2 separate regions of the Mus musculus genome follow, and region 2 is linked to region 1. A link is a contact called in ENCODE POLR2A ChIA-PET data. All regions are on one chromosome and are shown on one strand. The core of a region is the stretch at or near the end of the contact, and the rest is flanking DNA. Distances in the headings are between cores, read along the strand shown. Region 1 holds the start of Snapin (SNAP-associated protein). Region 2 holds the start of S100a16 (S100 calcium binding protein A16).

Region 1 (4,466 bases), core at 654-3,153:
ACACATGAACACACACAAAATAAAACTGAAAAACAAATCAAAAACAACTTTAGAAGCTAAAGCTGGTATAAGCCTGAACCTGAGGCAGGAGGATCACATACATAGTCAAGGCCTGTGTGTACTACAAAGCAAATTCAAGTCCAATCTGGCAATTTAGTGAAACCTTATCTCAAAAAGTGAGGTGGGGGTAGAGGGAAGGTACAGTAGGACTATAGCTCAGCAGAACATTTGTCTAGCAATCACAAGGCCCTGGTTTCAAGCCCCCCTCAAAAATTTCAGCAAAACAAAAAACCCTTAACTTTAAATCCTGTCATGGTGGCACAGACCTGTAACTCCAGCACTTGAAAGACTTAAAACAGAGCTTGTACACTATGCCCCTCCTTAGAATTGGGAACAAAACACCCATGGAAGGAGTTACAGAGACAAAGTTTGGAGCTGAGATGAAAGGTTGGACCATGTAGAGACTGCCATATCCAGGGATCCACCCCATAATCAGCATCCAAACGCTGACACCATTGCATACACTAGCAAGATTTTATCGAAAGGACCCAGATGTAGCTGTCTCTTGTGAGACTATGCCGGGGCCTAGCAAACACAGAAGTGGATGCTCACAGTCAGCTAATGGATAGATCACAGGGCTCCCAATGGAGGAGCTAGAGAAAGTAGCCAAGGAGCTAAAGGGATCTGCAACCCTATAGGTGGAACAACATTATGAACTAACCAGTACCCCGGAGCTCTTGACTCTAGCTGCATATGTATCAAAAGATGGCCTAGTCGGCCATCACTGGAAAGAGAGGCCCATTGGACAAACAAACTTTATATGCCCCAGTACAGGGGAACGCCAGGGCCAAAAAGGGGGAGTGGGTGGGTAGGGGAGTGGGGGTGGGTGGCTATGGGGGACTTTTGGTATAGCATTGGAAATGTAAATGAGCTAAATACCTAATAAAAAATGGAAAAAAAAAAACAGAGCTTGTGAGCTCAAGGCTAGCCTTGGTAACACGGCAGGACTTTCTCTAACAAAAATAGCAAATCTTTAGAAATAAAACTCGAGGGCAGTGGTGGGATACACCTTTAATCCCAGCACTGGAGTTCAAGGGCAGCCAGAGTGAGTTCCAGGACAGCCAGGGCCACACAAAGAAATCCTGTCTGCAAGAAAGAGGGAGAGGGAGATAGATGGGGAGAGGGCAAAAAAAAAAAAAAAAAAAAAAAAAGAGGGAGTGGGAGAGAGGAAGAGAGAGAAAAGAAAGAACCCTTAACATGAATATTACATGGCTTTCTCATCAATTCCCATGGAGAAGGCTATGGACAATAGCACTTAGATGGCTCAGCGGTTAGGAGTACTAACTGCTCCTGAGTTCAAAACACAGCAACCTTCAAATCCCAACAACCACATGGTGGCTCACAACCAGCTGTAATGAGATCTGATGCCCTCTTCTGGCGAGTCTGAAGACAGCTACAATGTACTTACATATGATAAATCTTTTTTAAAAAGGAAAGAAGGAAGAGGAAGAAGAGGAAGAAGAAGTAGAAGAGGAGGAGGAGGAGGAAAGAGAGAGAGAAAGGAAAGAAAGAAAGGAAGGAAGGAAGGAAGGAAGGAAGAAAGAAAAGAAAGAAAGAAAGAAAGAAAGAAAGAAAGAAAGAAAGAAAGAAAGAAAGAAAGAAAGAAAGAAAGAAAGAAAGAAAGAAAGAAAGAAAAGATCAGCCTGGTTTACATAGTTACAGGGCAATCTATCTCCAGAAGTCTAGATCCGCCCCCTACAGGCCCATGGAAGAAGAGGCTCTGGTCCCGGCCCGCTTGCCGGGGCTCACTGAGGACTCCATTTCCCAGCTATCCCACTGCCGTCTGGGCTGTATATCTAAGCGCCCTCTCGCGGTGCACAGCGGCGGTCTGGAGTTCCCGGCGACCCTCGCGGCAGGCTGAGGGCGTCAGGGCAGTTCGCGATGGCCGCGGCTGGTTCCGCTGCTGTGTCAGGGGCCGGGACCCCAGTGGCGGGGCCCACAGGCCGCGACCTCTTTGCCGAGGGGCTCCTGGAGTTCCTGCGACCCGCGGTGCAGCAGCTCGACTCTCACGTGCACGCGGTCAGGTGCAGGACCGGGTTGCTGGGGGCGGGGCCTAGGGAACTGGCTTTGTAGGGGCGGGGCCCCGAAGAAATACTAGATACATTCTTGAGACACTGATGTTGAGACTGGGTAAATAGGCGGAAGGGCCTGGGTGAGGCCTTGAAGTTGAGGTTGGCTTGTCTCAGTATTTGGGGAATAAGTAGAATTCGTTTCCCGCGTCCCAGTCACTGACCGTTGTAGACTTTTGTACCACTTTGCAGAGAAAGCCAAGTAGAGCTCCGGGAACAAATTGACAACCTAGCTACAGGTGAGTGAGCAGCCAGGATACCTAGAATCCCTGATCTCACTTTCGGGAACTTTGTTTCCCCAGGTTTTAGGCTAAGTTTCTGTCACTTGCTTCTCAATATCAGAACTACCCAAGGACTCCAATTTCTGGGGATATTTTAGGACAGAATGGAAGAAGGGAAGGTGTCTGTGGCCCACACAAGACTGCAAGAGTATTTTTCATCCCATTCCTCTCTTCCATTCCCTAAGAACAAAAAATGAGCCATTAGATGTTGGTTGCCCATTTCCTCTTCCCAGAACTGTGCCGGATCAATGAGGATCAGAAAGTGGCCCTGGATCTGGACCCCTATGTTAAGAAGCTGCTTAATGCCAGGCGACGAGTTGTCTTGGTCAACAATATTTTACAGAATGCACAGGTAAAATAATAAAATAGTAATAATAATAATAATCCCAGCAGTGCATGGTGGTACATGCTGTAGTTTCAGCATTTGGTAGGCTAAGGCAAGAAGGATGGCTTGAACTTTGAGCAGAGCCTGGACTATCAAATCAGCTAGGGCTACATAGCATGACCCTCTTTCAAAAAAATTTCTTCTTGTTTATCCTGCTTTATGTCTTCAACACTGTGAAGCAACTATGGGGGAAAAGAGTGGTGTTAACTAATCTGATAATAAAGGCCCATATTCCCCTCACCCCATTACTAGGCCTCAAACTAGACAAGTGCCAATTCTTAACTTCTAATTCTTAACTTCTAGTGGCTGTCATTTACAAGTCCATTTTAACGTAAAGGGCTGGCTTGAAAAGAGCCAAAGCCAGCTGGACATATAAGCAGGCAAATTTCTGAGTTTGAGGCCATCCTGGTCTACAGAGCAAGTTCCAGGGCTACACAGAGAAAAAACAGTCTGGGGACAGGGGCAGAGGGGACTCAGTTAAAACCTTTTACAGCAGTCATTAGATTCCCCATCTTCCTGTCTTACAGGAACGACTAAGGCGGTTAAACCACAGCGTGGCCAAGGAAACAGCTCGCAGGAGAGCTATGCTGGATTCAGGAGTTTACCCTCCTGGTTCTCCAAGCAAATAAGCACGGGCCCGTGACCTGAGTATACAAGTACAATTCTCCAACGGCTTTGTCTGGTAGACACGAGAAGATTCCAGGAAAGTCTCTGTAGACCTTTGATTTTTTTTGCACTATGTACTCATTCATGTAGCCGCCTCAAGAAACATGCGTACGGCAGGACTATTTCCTAAAGAACCTCCATCACAGCTTGTCCATCCAAGAAAGAGCCTCTACCTTTTGGGTTTTGTTAATCTTGAGACAAGATCTCAGTATGTAGTCCCGGCTGGCCTCAAACATGTCCTCTTGCCTTAGCCTCCTGAATGCTGGGATTATAATAGGCATGTGTCAGAGTGCCGGGCTCAAGCCTCTATATATTTCCCCCAAAGAATACTAAGTAAATTAGGCATCGTGTGGTAGAAAATTGAGAAAACACCAGATTTAGTGAGAAAGTATACTCCTATTTCTCCCCCTCTGCTTCACCACAGTTCCTCTCAGAAGGTAATAACCTTTCCAGGATCATCTTACACTCTATAATGTTTAGGTTAACTCCTATTAACAAGTTTCGCAACTGTTGCCTTCATTGCTACCCAAGGAGAGCATGCCAGATAGCGAGGATCCAAGGTCAAGGCAGAGCCTTGACAGCTAAGAGTCCTAAGCTTTTGCGATTTTTTTTTTTGTTTAGACTACATATTTTAAGGGCTAGAGGGATGGCTCAATGGTTAAGAACACTGGTGATTCTTCCAGATGGCGTCCAGTGCTTAGCGCCCACATGGTGACTCACAGCAGCCTCTAACTCCAGCTCCAGGGGAACCCAATGCCCTTGTCTGGCCTTTTGGCCCAGCACACACACACATATGATGCAGATATATATGCAGGCAAAACAACCATCCTCATAAAATAAAATTTAAAAGTTACATATTTAAGCGCCATCCTTTCCAGGCTTAGCCAGCCAGTGTTAACCATCCTGTTACTCCTATTACTGGGGCTGGGCAGTTTCCTTTACCTGTAACTCCACTTTGTTTACAACTGAGGACTTAGGTAAAGTCAAGGTAAATAATTTATCCTC
Region 2 (4,466 bases), core at 569-3,068, 46 kb before region 1:
GATCTCAGCCACTCCAGCCCCACCCTCCCGCCCCCAAGTCTGGTCCCCACCTCTTTCCTTGGTCTGGAGTTCTGAATGTCCACCACACTCTCCCAGGTTCACCTCCGTACGCTTAAGTGGTTACTTCTTTCCAAATGTTGGCTCCATCCCTACTCATCTCTCATACTTAGGATCTTCCCTAAAACCTACAAGATTTTAATCAACCTCACCTCCTGAGGACAAACTACCCATCTTGTTGATAAATTGACTATGCCAATAAATTAACATGGTTCACTCTCAAAAAAAAAAGCTTTTCAGTTTTAACTGTGGCATTCTCTGTGTTCCTCTCGTCTACCTCCAGTTCACTCATCCTCTTCCCATTTACTCATTCACTGACGGCCTCGTTAATTACTTTCATTCATTCACCTATCTCCATCCAGCAATACATTCATCTCATTCATTCAGCCATCCCCTTCTCAGTCAACGCATTCCTCCCAACTGCTATCAACATGCAGGGCTAGTACGGTAACCGAACTGGGCTGTAATCGCTGTTTGCAAGACTGTTCCAAGAGAATCTCCCCAGTCTCTCTGCTCCCTCGCGTTCTTTTCCCAGTGTTGAAGGCTAATGGTTCACAGAGGTGCTCCTACCTCTGCCCCCTCCCAGGACGCATGACATCATACCCACATATCACCCTACATCAACTCTGCCAGTCCTGATCTGCCTAAGTACCCCATTTATCTTCAGCCAACTTCTGCTGAAGCAGGAAGTCCTTCGAACTTTTTCCCCCAACTCATAATACTGTAATCAGGTGTCGTACACACACACACACACACACACACCTCTACCCCAGGCCTCTCCAACATTCCTAGGGTTCCTCTTCTGAGTAGAGGATGAGCCCACCTTAGCATCCATCACCCCTGCCTGGCCTTGCCACCACCTCACCTGGGCCGGGCAGGCAAACACTCCTACAGCGCAGGTGGCTCTGCCAGGCAGGGCCAGTCAAGCTGAGACCTGCCTAGGTTCTAGAGTGGAAAAGCTGCCAGTTTGAAGCTCCACTCCTTTCTCTTTCCCTCTCTCCCATCCAGGGGCCCTCACCGGCTTCCCCAGGCCACTCCCAAGGAAGCCACCCAGAGCAAATGAAGACTGCATCCCGGTTCTGCCTGTGCCCCAGGTGGAAGAGAAGCCACCTCAGCCCCTGCCTCCCTTTCCTGGCTTCTTAGGCTTTCTGGGCCCTCTGCAGTTCCTTCTGAACACCATTATTTTTCCCAGGTCACAGCTTCCGTAGTCCAGTGAGGCCTGTGTCTAGAGTCTGTCAACCCCTAACGCCCACCAAGACACACTCTCCGCCCTGTTCCGTTTGAGAGAGGACGCAACAGCTGTGGGCAAGGCCCTGGAATGTTCTGCCCAATGTCCCAGCCCCTGGAGATGAGCCAGGTCGGCTGCTTAGCCAGGAGAGGGTCCTGCTATCCTGTCTATACTCTTCTACAGGTTTCACAAAGCCACCGGACTGCTCATACCCTAACTAGCCTTTGGGGAAAATTAATGATTACCAAAATCTTCCTGCCCTGTTTCTGGCAGGCACCTCTCCTCAGGCTCCCTTCCTTGACCCCCACCCCAAGGCTTCAGAGTCCCTTCAGCAGCCCCAGACCTCCTCCGCTGGGCCTGGGGGCTCACCTGCCTCCTGTGAGTCCACCTCCTCCAGCAGGGCTCTGAGGCCTGGGCTCTGGCACTGACAGCCAAGCAGCTCCTGCTCAGCGGAGCCAGGACTCCTCCCCACTGCACTCCCAGAATCTGTCCCACTCCCTCCCGGCCTTGCCTGGCTGAGCTGGCTGTGGGAAGGTAGTGACTGAACTCTTGACTTGGCCCTGGGGTTGGGCCCTTGTTAAAGGGATACACACCTTTTTTTTTTTAAACACCCCTCTACCCTCACCCTAGAGGGAGTGGTAGAAGCTGGCAGTCCCCCAACCCCACCCTCCTAAACCCACAGGCTCTGAGCAGAATCCGACAAGGCAGAGGAAAGAAAGAGAAGGCTCATCACCTGTTTCTCTCACCTAGGTCACTGAGAGCCAGGTTTCAGGGCAACCCCCTGCCAAAGACAAGTTAGGTTCCCGGACCGCAGGATTTCCCTGCTGTTGGGATTAAGGAGTCCAACACTTGATCTCTGTTGGCTAGAGCAAATGCAACAGCTCTTTCTGGTCTCAGCTCTCCAGTTCAGCCACCCTAAGCTCAGGGATTTCATTCCTAAGAACCCCTGCACAGCAGATGCCTCCACTGCAAAAACCTAGCCCGTACACACCTTTCCTGCAGGTACCCAAGGGAGCTGGACAGCTTGACCTCCTTACAGAAGGCTGCAGCCAAACAGAGAGGACCCTTTGGCCCACTCTCACGATGATGTCTGTCAGGTACCAAAGAACACACCCGTGTACACACACACACACACACACACACACACACACACACCTGACAAATGGCTAACTGAGATGCCTATTAACATATCAAGGTGCATGCTCTCTCAGCATCTGTTAAATCATCCTGTCTCCTCTCAACACTTCTCACCTCCAACCCCTACCCTAAACCTTTCTAGTCCCCCCCACACCCAGCTTCCCTTCCCTCCCCCCCCCCCACTTCTTTCCTATATAACCCACCCATTTTAGCCACAGGCACTCTTGATTCTCTTTGACCTCTCCACTTCTGCCTTGGTCCTCCACACTTGGCTCCTAGTCCCCTCTCTTTCCCCTCTCCCTTCTCCCCCAATCCCTTCTCCTCTCATGGTCTATGCTGCCGCAGTGTCCAGTCTAGATTCTTCTTATATTTACAATATGAGAAGTCCTGTCTCATATTTACAATAAAATGCTTCTCCTCAACCATACCTAGGAACCGTCATGTCTTCATTTCCATTCATCTGGTGCTCGAAACCTGGGATAGATCTACAGATATATAGACATATAGATATACAAATTATATATATGTGTGTGTGTGTGTGTGTGTGTGTATGTGTGTATATGTATATATATGTATGTATGTGTATATATATACATATATATATCCTTCCAAGGAGCTCAGTTGGCCTCTCTCCTAACAGAACCAATCTGCTTGTTTGACTCTCCTAAAGAATGTATGGGACATTTGTTTCTGCTAGCTTCTGCCACCCTCCAAATTTGACTCCAAATTCTAAACTCTGCCCCTTCCCACTCTAACCATTGATCTAACCATTGATCTTATTTACTCAGTAGACGTCCTTCTGGCTCTTGGAGCCTGTTACACCCTCCAGAGTACCCACCACTTAGGCATCTCTCTACCAAGACACTTTCTCTTCTCCTTCTATTGCAACCCTCCCTCCTTTCCCCCAAAGCCTCTCCCAGGCCACCTCTTCAGCTGTGTTCTCTACCTGCTCTAACCATTCTCTCTCCTCCTCTACTTAGGAAGTGTCACCCCCAGAGCTGCCTGCTTTGCCTACTCTTACTACAAAAGCCACACCAGTCTGTCAGAAAGTTCCTCTTGCCCTACTAGGGATGCCTCTCCTCTGTGATTTGAGACCTTTCTCTCTGACAAGGCTCTCAGTTCACTTGGGGATGCCCCGTTATTCTTGACACCATGTCAGAGAAGGTAACTTCTGTTTCCTTTGTCCTCAGCTCCATTCAGAGTTTCCTCGGAATCACCCCAGGAACTGTGCTCCCATACCGTCCGTCCGTCTGTCTTCCTGGCCCTCTATGATGCTGGGATCCCCCTTAGGCAGAGCTCCTATTTGTGACCTTTGTCCTTTTTGTCTCTCACTTCCTTCCTGGAAATCCCACTGCTTCCTTCCATCCTTCTGGGCCTCTGGCTTTCTTACTTCCTCCTGTATCTTTTATGACCCCATATTTCTTCTTCCTTTAAGTCAGAGATTTTATTAAAGCCTCCTTTCTTACTGAAAACAGCTTGGCCTTAGCACAGTTCAATCAATGGCCAAAAGCTGACACACCCCATTTCCAAATTCTCTCTTACGGTTACAACATCCGCCACAGCACAAAGGAGCCCAAGATATCTTATATCTAAATTTTCTCTGCTCTATATTTCCAAAAGTCTCTTACCTCTAAGGTTTTTCTACTTTCCATTTAGAACAAAAAACAAACAAACACCTTTTATCTCTACCATGTCTTTGCTATCTGCTCTCAAAAAAAAAAAAAAATCTCTTGAGATTATTCTGTAAACTATGTCAGATTTTGTAAGTTCATTGATTATGGTTAAAAAAGAATCTGTAACAATGACAAACGGTTATATACTGTGTGACACACTGTGACACAGTACAGCTTCCGTGACAAGATGAGTTTTTTTTTTTTTTCATTTTGTTTTGTTTTGTTTCAGGGGGTATTGCAAGGGTGAAAGGTGGATAAAAAGGGATGAGGAGGTGAGTGGGATTGGAGTAAATGATGTGAAATCACAAAGAATCAATAAAAAGTTGTTTTAAATCTGTAAAAATTTAACTTAAAACTAATAACAAATGGCT

What was found. ChIA-PET counts read pairs that join two places held with the same protein, here RNA polymerase II (POLR2A).
Region 2: POLR2A ChIA-PET joins it to region 1 with 16 read pairs in Patski. The contact joins the promoter of S100a16 here to the promoter of Snapin in region 1. POLR2A ChIA-PET finds 5 or more read pairs at or near these places in 4 of 5 experiments (Patski and embryonic stem cell).

The regions. Positions count from the first base shown.
Region 1 is chr3:90,488,450-90,492,915 of GRCm38, reverse strand. It overlaps Snapin (SNAP-associated protein), which reads left to right and starts at 1,903. Exons shown (of 4, transcript NM_133854.3): 1 at 1,903-2,084; 2 at 2,322-2,368; 3 at 2,644-2,762; 4 at 3,323-4,466. The coding sequence starts at 1,942. The coding sequence ends at 3,424.
Region 2 is chr3:90,534,606-90,539,071 of GRCm38, reverse strand. It overlaps S100a16 (S100 calcium binding protein A16), which reads right to left and starts at 1,818. Exons shown (of 3, transcript NM_001356605.1): 1 at 1,655-1,818.